Regions from separate parts of the Homo sapiens genome. Here all the other regions are linked to region 2. A link is a contact called in ENCODE Hi-C or POLR2A ChIA-PET data. All regions are on one chromosome and are shown on one strand. Each heading gives the region's core, a stretch centred on a gene start or an enhancer-like site at or near the end of the contact. The rest is flanking DNA. Distances are from core to core; before and after follow the strand shown. Region 1 holds the start of ABHD17C (abhydrolase domain containing 17C, depalmitoylase). Region 2 holds the start of ZFAND6 (zinc finger AN1-type containing 6). Region 3 holds the start of CEMIP (cell migration inducing hyaluronidase 1). Region 4 holds the start of TLNRD1 (talin rod domain containing 1).

What was found. A loop is a pair of places that touch in the nucleus more often than their neighbours do. ChIA-PET counts read pairs that join two places held with the same protein, here RNA polymerase II (POLR2A). Pooled maps may share reads with other maps.
Region 1: a loop to region 2 is called in a map of CD8-positive, alpha-beta T cell, with 22 times the contacts of the local background. The contact joins the promoter of ABHD17C here to the promoter of ZFAND6 in region 2. A Hi-C loop is called at or near these places in 1 of 168 maps with a recorded cell type or tissue (CD8-positive, alpha-beta T cell) and 8 of 50 pooled maps. POLR2A ChIA-PET finds 5 or more read pairs at or near these places in 1 of 52 experiments (HEK293T).
Region 3: a loop to region 2 is called in a map of chondrocyte, with 7 times the contacts of the local background. The contact joins the promoter of CEMIP here to the promoter of ZFAND6 in region 2. A Hi-C loop is called at or near these places in 1 of 168 maps with a recorded cell type or tissue (chondrocyte) and 1 of 50 pooled maps. POLR2A ChIA-PET finds 5 or more read pairs at or near these places in 1 of 52 experiments (activated CD4-positive, alpha-beta T cell).
Region 4: a map of CD4-positive, alpha-beta T cell shows a loop between it and region 2 (6-fold over the local background). The contact joins the promoter of TLNRD1 here to the promoter of ZFAND6 in region 2. A Hi-C loop is called at or near these places in 6 of 168 maps with a recorded cell type or tissue (CD4-positive, alpha-beta T cell, CD4-positive, alpha-beta memory T cell, CD8-positive, alpha-beta T cell and 2 more), 1 of 37 single-sample maps with no recorded cell type and 18 of 50 pooled maps.

What each region holds. Positions count from the first base shown.
Region 1 is chr15:80,693,999-80,697,102 of GRCh38, reverse strand. ABHD17C (abhydrolase domain containing 17C, depalmitoylase) reads right to left here and starts at 1,793. Exons shown (of 3, transcript NM_021214.2): 1 at 1,084-1,793. The coding sequence starts at 1,673. RefSeq lists silencers at 970-1,029, 1,450-1,499, 1,590-2,009, 2,030-2,139, 2,160-2,319 and 1 more and an enhancer at 1,190-1,259.
Region 2 is chr15:80,058,368-80,061,344 of GRCh38, reverse strand. ZFAND6 (zinc finger AN1-type containing 6) reads right to left here and starts at 1,669. Exons shown (of 7, transcript NM_019006.4): 1 at 1,536-1,669. RefSeq lists silencers at 1,097-1,966, 1,663-1,991.
Region 3 is chr15:80,777,951-80,780,884 of GRCh38, reverse strand. CEMIP (cell migration inducing hyaluronidase 1) reads right to left here and starts at 1,515. Exons shown (of 30, transcript NM_001293298.2): 1 at 1,271-1,515. RefSeq lists an enhancer at 488-993 and a silencer at 1,614-1,893.
Region 4 is chr15:80,999,414-81,002,426 of GRCh38, reverse strand. TLNRD1 (talin rod domain containing 1) reads right to left here and starts at 1,504. Exons shown (of 1, transcript NM_022566.3): 1 at 1-1,504. The coding sequence starts at 155. LOC128071545 reads right to left here and starts at 285. Exons shown (of 1, transcript NM_001414893.1): 1 at 148-285. The coding sequence starts at 285. The coding sequence ends at 148. RefSeq lists silencers at 207-336, 687-1,146, 1,187-1,876.

The DNA of each region.
Region 1 (3,104 bases), core at 544-3,043, 640 kb before region 2:
AAAAAAAATCATTAACGTTGGTGATGTGCATAAGCAAACAGGTTTTAGATAAAAACTATAGAAGGGTCCATGGCGACAATAATGCCCGGTGTACTTCCTCTGGGGACTCTTTCATCTGAAGAAATCAAATCTCATCATAGACATGGCCTCAGGTTATTTTCACCATCACTGCTATGAGGCAGGTCGGAAAGGTCACAGATACCCAAACTGGAGCACAAACAGGTAACCTGACCTGCACATGTATAAGACTTTTGTCTAATAGTGAATAAAAGTCAGGTTTTTGGTTTGCTTGTTATAAAACAACCAGGTCTAACCCCTAAACCATGCCCCCAGTTTGTGCCTGGCTCACAGATGGCCCACCCTAAACACTTTTCAGTCCTTCTGTGAATGCTAATTTAAGGTCAGAGATTTCCCAGCCCCTGCAAGTTTCAAACTTATCCTGGACTGTTATGGAGGCCGTGTGGAAGGTGCCAGGCCCACAGCTACCAGCTAACTTCCTGCCCCACAGTGCCACTACTTTGCCCCACCAGGAGGCAAACTCCCCGCTCCACCTGACGCTCCAGCTGTTTCCAAGGTTGCCCAGACATTGTCCTGCCCGCACTTTACAACCAGAAAGTCTTTTAGAGGCCATCCTGTCTCGCCCACTGACTTTACAGGGAAGGAAACTGAGTCTAGAAACCCATGTGCCTTGCCCAAGGTCACTTCAGCTCGTACAAACGAAACTCGAACCAAGTTGTTTCTTTCTGCCCGGTACTTAAGCACCCACACTCTGCCACTCGCGGTGACCGGAGCCACAAAAGACCCAGCCGGTGGGCCGGCGACACACAGGCGAGCCAAAGCAGGCAAAATTCTCTGAGTCCGAGCTCTCCAGGAACCTGAAGGCTGGCGCGGTTTTTGGAGAGGGTGGGAGCAAGCCAGGGTGGGACAAGAAAAGCGAATTTACGGCGGCCAAGGGGCTCTCCGCTGGCCCTCAGCCCCGGAGGAGGGGCCCCTCTCCTGGCAGGCCGCCCCAGGGGCCCCAAGAGACCCCCACCCCGCCTCCCCACAGCTGGAAGTCAGGCCTGGCGACCCCGGCAGGCTCACCGGGTGCGCAGCGCCTGCCACGCGGCGTCGATGTCGGCGTAGAGGTTCTTCTCGGAGGGCTTGCCCGAGCTGACGCCGTATCCCGAGTAGTCGTAGGAGAAGATGTTGCAGTTGATGCGGGAGCCGAGGCCAATGTAGAAGCTGCACATCTGGCCCAGGTCCACGGCGTTGCCGTGCGAGAAGAGCAGCGTGTAGCGGCTGGAGGGCGCGCAGCGCACGAACATGCAGCCGAGCCGGTTGTCCCGGGCCGTGCGCGAGAAGAAGACCTCGACGGCGTCCAGCTCGCGCTGCGAGTACTGCCAGTCGGCGCGCTCGCTGAGGTGCAGGCTGCACGCACCGGGCCCCGCGCCCGCGCCCTCCTCGGGCTGCTGCGGTGCCGGCTGGGCCGCGGCGGCGGCGGCGGTAGCCTGGGCCGGGGCCGGGGCGGACGCGCCGGCGCCGCGCTGCTCCGGCGCCAGCACCGTGTAGGTGGGCTCGGGCGGCAGGAAGGCCAGCTTGGCGGCGATGCGGCTCGGGCAGGGCGGGCAGCAGAAGAGCCAGCACAGCTCACCCAGCGAGAAGCCGTTCATCCTGGGGCCTGGCTCGGGCATCGGGACGGCCTGGTGCCCGCCGCCGGCCCGGCTGGCTGGCTGGCTGGCTGGCCCGGGAGGACGGAGGACGGACGCGCGGCGAGGGAGCTGGCAGGCGAGCGCGGAGGGCGGCTGCAGCCCGCCCGCCCGGCGGCAGGAGGAGGCGGAGGCGGAGGAGGGCAGGAGGCGGGGCCGGCCCGGCGGGCGCGGCGCTCGGAGCCCGGGCGGGTCAGCGGCGGCCCCGGAACCCAGGCGAGGCGCGGGCGGCCCGGGCCCGCGCGCGGCACACAAAGCCGGCGGCGGCGTCCATGGCCGGCTCGTGCGCGCCGCCCCCCGCTCCCGTTCCCGCTCCCGCACGCCCGCCGCCGCCGCCGCCGCCGCCGCCACTTCCGGGTTACCGCGCGGCGGCGCCGCCGCTGGGACGCGGCGCAGAGCCGGGCATCGGGGCGGGGCGCTGCGGGCAAGGGCGCGGGCACCTTCCCCGGCCTGGGAAGCACCTTCTCGACCTGCGGCCGACGGGGGCTTCCAGGCGGCTCCGGGGCCCGGAGAAGCTGGGTGCCGGGGCTGGGGGCTCTGCGCCCGGACAGCTGGGCCGATCTGCAGAGGGGACCCTGGAGGGGGTGCATGTGTCCCGGGGTGGACCGCTCCCCTCCCCTCCCCCTGGGATTCCCTCCCCCAAATCCAGGTTTCTCCCGTGGATGGAGGTTCTTGGGAGTCTACTGAAAAGGAAACTAAGGGGTGGACAAGAGTTGGAATGTGCCCGAAATATTTGGCTCTCGTGTGTGCTGCTTTCTGAACTGGCTCAGTACCAAAAGTTCTCAGCACCGTAAGGGGTACCGGGGTTGTGGGATAGGGTGGTCATCAGTGTGTTTCTTATTAGGAGAGGCTGTTTCTGTATAGGTAGCAACAGCGTTTCCTTTCTAAGGGCATGGTTTTACCCTTAGTACATTTCTGTATCTATAAAAGTCAGCTGTTAGAACAGGAGGGTACTGTATTTAGCAACAAACCATGTTGAGGTTGTCATTTCTAATCCCACGTGTGGCAGATTTTCCGGTAGTAAGTATATACTAGGTATCGTTTACAGTGTTTGTGTCTCTAGAGTTGTTTTGGGTCCAGGATTTTTCAGTGGTCTTAGTCATGAACGATTCTTATACTGCTTTAAATCTACTGTAATCTTGGCAGCCACCTTTACATGATTTTTCAAATATAACTCTCGGTGCCTTGAAACTGTGCTCTGGTGCCAGTTTCCACAGAGCCTTCTATACTTCCTTTTTCCCGCCTGATTTGGCAGCTGAAGAATTCCCTTTCAGGAACTGACAGGAGATACCCTTCCTGGACTGCCAGCAGGGCAGCTAGAGACTGGGAGGTTGGCACAATCCCTACGCTGGGTCTGTTGTTTTAACTCACAGATGTCCTGAGAATTTTACCTTTCGTTGTGACTTTCCACAGGAC
Region 2 (2,977 bases), core at 420-2,919:
ATATAGTTGACAATAAACTGCACATATTTGAAGTGTAAAACGTGTAAGTTCTGACATATGCATACACCCAAAAAGTTATCACTACAAGATAATAAATCCACCGACCCCTGTATTTTCTCCTGCACATTTGTGATGTCTCCCTTTAAACACATTTTAAAACGTAAAAAAGTAAAAATAAAAAAGACAACTTGTTTTGGAAAGCTAAACGTGCATATTTTGCAAAACATTTCCCCTAGGGCTCTGGAGAAACTATACACAACTCAGAAAGTGCCTTAAAATTGGTGACATGGTTACCGAACAACTAACCTTAAAAGTTTATGGTATTTTACACTTTTAAAAAATCAAATTCCGATTTCGGTTTGAAAGAGGAATTTAATCCTGTTTCTCGGAGCTTCAAAATCATTAATTCTGCCCGGCTTTTTTTTGAGACGGAGTCTCCCTCTGTCGCCAGGCTGGAGTGCAGTAGCGCGATCTTGGTTCACTGCAACCTCCGCCTCCCGGGTTCAAGCGATGCTCCTGCCTCAGCCTCCCAGTAGCTGGGACTACCGGCGCCCGCCACCACACCCAGCTAATTTTTGTATTTTTAGTAAAGACAGGGTTTCACCATGTTGGCCAGGATGGTCTCGATCTCCTGACCTCGTGATTAGTCCGCGTCGGCCTCCCAAAGTGCTGGGATTACAGGCGTTGAGTCACCGCGCGTGGCCAATTCTGCCCAGTTTTTATGGCCCAACAACTTAATATAAATTATCTTTAGGTAACCCCAAGGTCCTAACTTCCTCACAACTGGTTACAACTTCCGAGATGTGAAGGTAAATCATAGCGTCCCAACTGTGTAGGATAGTTAGCACGTGACTTAAAAACCAAGTTAAAAAGATTTCAAACACAATATTCTTTCATACTTTTTTAGGTAGCTAAAACTTAAATATAACTATTTCAAAAAAGCAGACAAAAAATTTAGAATCCTAAGCAAGCTAAACCCAAGCAGGAAAAAAAGAGACCAATTCCCTTCCCGGTGCCAGTCAGGAGTTGGAGACACCGGGCTGCCTCCGGCTGGTTTCTGAAAAACGCCGCAGGTGGAAAAACATCCCGAAGAGGACCTGAGACTCGGAGGAGGCGGGGAACTGACGCGCCCCAGTGTGCCCGGGGCCCTTCCGACCCCCGCCAGCCAACCGCTCGCAACCCGCTCGGGGCGGCGCGCGTCGCGGCCTCCGCGGCCCTGAAGAACTGAGGCTCCCGACCCCAGCGCGACCACCCTGACAGGAAGCGGCCCCCGGCCGCGGGCGCCCGCGCGCCGTCTGAGGTGAACCCGCCGATCTCCGGCCCCCACCCCCGGAGCCGGGAGTCCTCGCCCTCTCGCCCGCGGCCCCCGCGGGCCCACCACCTGCTGCGCCGGCCGGCCGCCCTCCGCTTCCGGCTCTCGGGCGCCGGGAGGGGCCGGGGGCGGGCCTCGCCTAGCTGCAGCCGGGTGGGGGAAGGGAGCAGGCGGGGGAGGGGCAGCGCCGGGCAAGCCGGGCCCCGCGGGCCGCGCTCCTCACCTGGCGGCGGGTCTCTCCGCCTGACACGCTGCGCGCCGCCGCCGGTAGCCGCCGGTGAATGGGTACAGGTAATGCCGCCGAACCCCTGCTTGCTCCGGCTCCGCCACCGCCGGCCCCTCCGTCCGCTGTTTATTAAACTTTTCTGTTTGGTTGTTCGGCCTATGACGCGACCGCGGAGGAGAGCCACTGGATTGGCCGGCTCCCGCGGCTGACGCGCGGGCCCCGCCCGCCCGCTAATTATTACCGGCGCGGGCGGGGCCGCAGGCCGGAGGAGGCGGGGAGAGGCGGGGTCAAGGCTCGGAGCGCACGGCAATTGGCCGGAGGCAGGAAAAGAGGCGGGGCGGAGCGAAAGGAGATGCTCCTCCGCCTTCTGCACCTCCAGTGTCCCTTGCTCCACTGCCCTCTCTGGGGCGCTTCCCGCCGCGGTTTCTCTACCTCCAATAGCTACGGGAAGGCGATTAAGAGGTGCCGCGGAGACTTTAAGGGCTTGGTTATGTAGGTTCAGGTACCTTTGCCACCTCGCAGGGAATGGCGTGTCCCTGTCTTGGACTGAGGCACCAAAAAGAGTTGCACTCCACCTGCCACTTGTGCAGGAAGGAATTCTGAGCTTCTGTCTTCCCATGCAGGCCGGCGCCTCAGTCTGCAAGCGCAAAGTCCGAGCTCAGGGCGCATACTGGAAAGCAGTTCTCTGCCCTGTCCTGAACTGGGACTTGGAAATAGAAGCAAGACGAGAAGCGTGCATGCACACGTGTGCAATACATACATGCACAGGCACAAGCACCCCCAGTTCCAGCCTGTTCCAAAAGCACGGGGTCAGTTCCCACCTGCGTGGTGCACGCTGGGCTGCTGCGCTGGAACTAGGGGTGATAGGCAGAATGGCTCCCCCTGAAGTTTTTCAGCCTTCGTTCGGGCTCACGAGCATCACGAGCAGGAAGTACGTGACACTTTAGTTCGAGGTCATTCAATCCTATTGTGAATGAGGAGTTCCGTTAGGGCATCCAGGTAGGCGAGCCCAGTCCTGAGAATCCTCTTTATTTTAAATGTTGGTATTTTGTTATTCATGGATTTTTTTTTTGCATTAATTTTAATTTTAAAAAATAAAAATGTTATTCATCTTGATCACTTAGTTTTTTGGTGCTCCCTTAAATGTTGTGCCTGAAGTGAGTACCTGTTGAGCATTTAGCAACACAGAAGTCACCTTGGGGAGTACAGTTTAAGTGGAGGACAAAAGCCTGATTGGAATGGTAATAAAACCTACTTGTTAGGCTATTTGTGGGGGTTAAATAACATAATATGTGTGAAAGAGCTTCTTGAACTAGCAAGGTTATGCGTCAAGTCTTACGGATTTTGTCTTAAATGTATTTTTCTTCCGATTCTTGTCCAGTTTATCGTTGTATTAACTCCAGCACCTAACCCAGTTGGATTTTCATATGCAGTTATTA
Region 3 (2,934 bases), core at 266-2,765, 720 kb before region 2:
CCCAGCGCCCCAACGCCTTGGGTCTGGGAAGAAAGCGCACGACTTCCCCGGAGACCCAGGGCCACAGACCCCGAGTGGAGGAAGTGGCTGGGAGCTGTCCATGGTGGCGTCGCGCCTGGGCACGCAGAGCCGCCGGCTCCCCGCCCTCGGGCGCGCCCTGGATCACTTTCCAGACCGCAGGGATGGAGAGACGCGCTCCCCGGCTCACCGTCCCTGGTATGGGGCTGCAGCCAGGCACTGGCTCACACATCAGAAGATTAGTTTTTAAAGGGAGCTCTCACCTGTGGGTAGCGTTGGCTGCTTGGAGAAGGACTCAGGACCTCAAACCCGGCAGCTGGCGGAACTCCTGGGACTGCCGTAGCGTCCGACCCTTGGGGAACAGCGGCTGTCGCAGAGAGTGTCTGCGGCTGAGGACCCAGGGCGCACAGCGCTCCTCTCTCATGAGCACACGCATCCCTTGGGGTCCATTCCAGAATGTCACTGGCCTTCGTTCCCAGAGCGGCGAGCTGGAGACCTGGCCAGCGTTCTGCCAGGACTCTCTGCCTTTCCTCACAACCTAACGCGACCTTTCTTGGAGCCGACGTCCTTTGCCAGGGACCACCAGACCTTCTTCCAGCGATGCCACGTTTGGAGTCTCAGTCTAAACATCAGCAGAGCCCCCCGGGTTCATCTAACATTGCAATTGCCTCAGCTCGGCCCCGCGCCAGCGCGTCGCTGGGTGCCTAGCGCTGTCCCGGAGGCACTGGGAGGCGAGGGAAACTGGGAGGAAGAGCGTGCTGAGGCAGGAGCAGCAGGGCGCAGACCTGTTGCTAGGCGCACGCCCGCTAGAGCTCGGCGTGAGCTGGCTCCCAGTCGGCAGGACACCGAGACCTGACCCTTGTGGTACTCCCTCCTCGGCGAGACACTCTCCCGGGCGCAAGCCCCCGGTGCCATTCAGAAGGGGGAAAATCTACGGAAAGCAGGAGTCTGCCCCCTCTGGATGCCCTCTGGGGACTCCAGCGCCCCCCGGCACCTGCAGCTTGTAAAGCATCACAAGATCTCAGAGAAATCCCACAGAGGACAGTGCCAAGAGCGTGTGCCCATCAACAGACGCATGGACAAACAGACAGATAGAGGTAGACTGCACAGCACAGGGTGGACAGACAAACAGAAACTGAGGCGGGTAACGTTTACCCTGTGCCGGGTGGAGGCGCGGGCCCCCACTTCTTACCTCTCTTCCGTGGCATGGGCCGTCAGCTCATCCCTGACGCCCCCAGCCAGGCCCTCTTACCTCTGGGTCTGTAGCCGAGACAGTGTCACGCCTCGCGGGCCAGGAGCGCAGCGGCCCCGGACGTCTGGTCGCTGACCGCCAGGCGCCGCGAGCTCCCGGGGCGTGGGCAAGCGGAGTGGTAGCTAGTCTGGGAAATCTGGGTTCAGACCCTGGCCGCGCTCAGCCCCGCTGGCTCCCCGCGCCGCTTGCGCTCGCCAGGCTCTGTCCGATAGCACCGCGCTGGGCTCTGCTTGAGCGCTAGCTCCCCGGCCCTCAGCCGAGAGGCCGCTTTTATAGCCACTTTTACTGACTCCTCCCCCGAGGAGCCCCTGACGCCCGCGCGGCACCGAAGCTCCCTCCCTCGCCCCCCGATGAAACTTCCCTCCACGCGCCCCCGCCTTGCCCAAGTGGGGCGGGGGCCCTGTGCCCGGGCCGGACCGGGGCGGGCTCTGGCGGCGGCTCTGGGAGACGCAGACCTGAGCCCGCGGAGCCCGGGTGCGCAGAGTCCCGCCCGCAGCAGCCAGGTGAGGGCGCTGGAGGCCAGGACTCGGTGGAGCGGCCGCGGCGGACCGCGGAGAGCAAGTCCCCGGGCCTCCAAGGAGCCAGGGTCGCCCGTGCCCCGCTCGCGCCCCGGGGCGCCCTCCGAGGCAAAGAGGCAGTGGAGGACAGGAGAAAAGGTCTGCGCCTGCCACAGAATCGCCGCGAGTCGGGGTCCCAGGCTAAGTCTCAGGATCTCTTTTTAACTCAGCAGCAAAAGAGTAGCCCGAGAAAGAGATTTTGGTATTGGCCTAGCAGTTAATCCGAGAGGAAGATGCTTGGGTGTTCACTGAAAGGCACCTTGGTTTGAAACTGGATTCAGACATGCCAGTTACAACTGTGTACAGGATCTTAACCCCTCCCAGTCTCAGTTTCCTCATCAGGAAAATGGGTTCTGTGATGCTTCCTCACTAGAATGGTGAGGCTTAAATGAGATCAGGAAAGTCCAAGTTCTAAGCACATAATAGGTGCTTGGTAAGTTAGAAACATTCCCTGTGGGTAGGAGGGCTCTGTGCCTCTTTAACTGGACAGGCCAAAGTTCTGAAGGGTCAAAGCAAGAAGGTGCGGCTGGTCTAGACATTCCCTCGCGGGAGGAAACAGTACCAGTAGGAAAAGTTCATCACAACACATCCCTAGGGCATATGGAGTCTCCTCTCAACTCTGCCGCTAACCTACTGTGTGACCAGGGCCAGCTACTTCCCCTGTCTGAGCCTCAGGGTGGTTTTTTTGCAGGGAGGTGAGGAGTGTTTGTTTTTCTTGTTTTGTTTTAATCTGTAAAATGAGGGCGTTGATACCTGCTCTCTGCCTCTTCCACCTTTCAGAGTGTGACTCAGCCCCCTTTCCTGGTTAGCAGAGGCCTCCTAGAATATACATTTCTTTCTTCCTTCCTGCCAGTGTTCTCTGAGAACCAGCTCCTCAGGCAAGGTCTCCATTCTGTGTAGTACACACTAGCTCCGGGACTCTAGGTCTGGACTTTAAGGCCAGGCTGTGGTCGGCAGAAGCTGTGGAAGTCTGTGATCACATCTGGGCTGAAGCAGAAGCCTTTGTCACCTGGTTAAACTGGGAAGTCCTGCAATCCACCTCTAGGCCTCTTCCAGAAAGCGGAACTTGATCCTTACTGGGGGTGGTGGTCAGGATTCTCAGCCCTT
Region 4 (3,013 bases), core at 255-2,754, 940 kb before region 2:
AGCAGCAGGTCAGCCACCAGCTGCATCTTGCCCTTGCAGTGGTCGCAGACGGATACCAGCCTCTTCCGCGGCTGCGAGCTGGCCCCGCCGATGGCGCTCGCAGGAGCCGGAGAAGCCGCCTCGCCAGTGGGCTTCCCGGCGCTGCCGCTAGCCATCGCGCCCGGGGGGCACTGGCATGCCGCTGGGGAGCCCGCTACCACCGCCGCTGCCGCGGCCACTGCCGCCGCCCCGGCGGCCGTCGCGACTCAGCTGGCCAAGGCCGCGGTGCCTTCCCCGCACCATCATGCCATCCACCGCCGCGGGCAGAGGGCACTGGGCTGCGGCGGCGGGAGCCCGGGCGGCGCGGGGTGGGCCCGAGGGCGAGAGAACGCGGAAGGCTCTTCGGGGCAAGGGGAGGGGCTGCAGCTTTCGGCCTCCTAGAGGGCTTGCAGGAACCATGAACCGGGGCAGAGCAAACTCACTGTCCGCGCTCCTCGTCGCCGGGCTGCCAGGAAAGTCCCTTCTGCTGGTTCGCCGCCGCCGCCGCCTTCTTGGGCATGGCCTGGCGCGGCCCTCGGAGCGGGGAGGGCGGGACGGGGAAGCTGGGAGTTGTCCTTCCTTCCTTCCTTTCTTTGAAATCAAAATCCTTTCCTCGGGGAGGAGCGCGGGAGGCAGCTCAGGCGGGCTGTGCTGTCAGCCGCCGCGCTCGAGGCCACCTCGGGCTCGGCGGCGCACGTGGGCTTCAGGCGCCGTGACCCCACCAGGCGGCACTTCCCCGCGACGGCGGCCGGGGCTGGCTCTCTGGGACGCGCGGCCGCCCCGGGCGCATCTCCTGCCTCCAGCTCTTGGGAAGCGGCGCCGGCGGCAGCGGGGCAGAGGGTGTGGCCGGCACTGTCGCGGCCGCGCCGAGTCAGAGTCGGGCGGGAGCCTGCACTGATTGCGCACAGCGGCCGCCCGGATCGCGCTCAAGCTCTCGCCCGCCCGCCACACGCCCGGGCGTGCCGAGCACCACGGCGGCCCCTTCCCGCCTCGCCGGTTCACAGAGCGCGGCCCGGCGCCGCGGCGGCACGCCCTCCCAGACCGCGCGCCCGGCGGCCCGGCGCTGGCTGTCTACGCAAGTCCATCCCTGTCGCCTCGTCTGGGGCCCGCAGCAGCTGAGCTCTCCCGAGGCCCCGGGCCCCGCGCATCGGACGCCCCTGCACGAGTCTCCCTGCCACCGGGCCAACTCAGAAGGTCCCCGCGGCGCTGCGGCAACCGGCCCGGGCCCCGGCTCCTGCCATTTTTGTCAACCGCCAACTTCCGAGCGAGCGGGCAGAAACTGAAAGGAAGGGCGGGGGCCGAAAGGCAGAGGGGAAAACACCCGCTTCCTCTCCGCGCGCGGCTTCACCTCGGAGCGCGGCCGTGGCTGCGCCGCCGCCCGCAGGGGCTGCCGGAGGCTTTTCCTGTTCCCGTCCGCGCCTCGCCCCCGGGCTCGCCGCCGCCGCCGCCTCGGCCGTAACCTCCCTGGAGCCTATAGAAATCTTTTGTGTGGCGTCACCGCCTTTCGTTTAAATCCCGCTTCCTCCTCTCGCCCTTCCTCCCGCCCCCTCCGCCGCTCCCGGATGCTTGCGCGATGCGCTGCTCCTCCCCCGGGAAGCTGGGTGGCTGCGGGGGACGCCGCCGCCCAACGCGGACGCTGCCGGCGTGGGGCCGGTGGTCCTGAACTCCCCCGTGGTCCTGGGCCGAGAGACTGGGGGAGCGGACAGGGGAAGGCCTGCTCCGGCCCGGGGGCTCTGCGCACACCCATGGGAGACCGGGGCGCAGCCGCCCGCGGGCCTTACGTAAGCTCTTAGCCGGACCAGGGGGCTCCACGCTTCCTCCCCGCCAAGAGAGCAAGTCTAAAAGGTGACCTGGCTTCTGGGCTGAAGGGAGGAGGACACTGGATTTCGGCCCCTGGTGATTTGCTGGGGCCGGTGGGTCGTCTCGGTCTGCGCGACTTCGCCCGGTTTTCCAACGCCCCCTGCCCTTTGTTGTGTTTGATCCACTTCCACGATGGGTTTCCGACCAGCAGTGCAGTGTAACGAAAAGAGGAAAAGAGCACTGGATGGGGAGTCCGAAGAGTGGTGCTAGATGCCTGCCCGTTCCTCCCTTGAAATACGCCTTATGCAGTGAGAGCGCGGGTTCTGAAGCAGATTTCCTAGGATCAGCCTTTCTCAAGCCATTTATGAGTTCCATGACATTGTTCAAGTTCTCTTTCCAAGTATCCGTCTTCTCTTCTAGAAATTAGAGATTGTGCACAGGCTGCTTGAGTACTTGGTTCCTAAACAGTAGCTGTTAGAATTATTATGAGCCCTGATCAGCGCACTTTGCCCTCTCATAACGTCTATTTATTCGTCTGTATAATGGAATAATAGTGGCTGCTGTTAAATGAATTAAATACGACGGCGTTTGGAGGGAAACATTACTACTCCAGTTTTACAGATAAGGAAACTGATGATCAGGTGCTTGAAGTGACTTCCGAAGATCAGGAAGACAGCATATGGCAGGGACAGGAACCCACGCCTACGCCCCAGCCTCTTTTTACCGAACCTTGTTCTTCAGGAAGTGGTTAAAACACCTGGGCTACTCCCAGCAAAACGCCAGTCACGCAGTCCTGAAACAGGTCCTCTAAGGTGCCCAGCCCAACACAGGCTGGGCGTGCTGAGCCAACAGAATGTTTGTTCCTCTGTCCCTTCCTAGAACCCCAAGTCACCTTTCTCCAGCCAGTTAAAAACGTTACTTTTAACTAGGATGACGTTTCAATTTATCGGCCATATCCAAGCATTTCTGAGAATGAACTGTGAGACATGCTATTAATAAATTAACCATGAACAGCAGGTTCAAACCTGGATGGATAGTCATCCTACTTATAACTGAAAGTATCCTTAAATATCTTTAGAATCCGGATGAGCCCACTTAGTTTGCAAACCGAGGTCAATAAAACTGACTTGAAATAGGAAGTAATTATGTAGGGTTAATTCCTTTTTTTCTTCTACAAGAGAAAAAAAAAACAGCT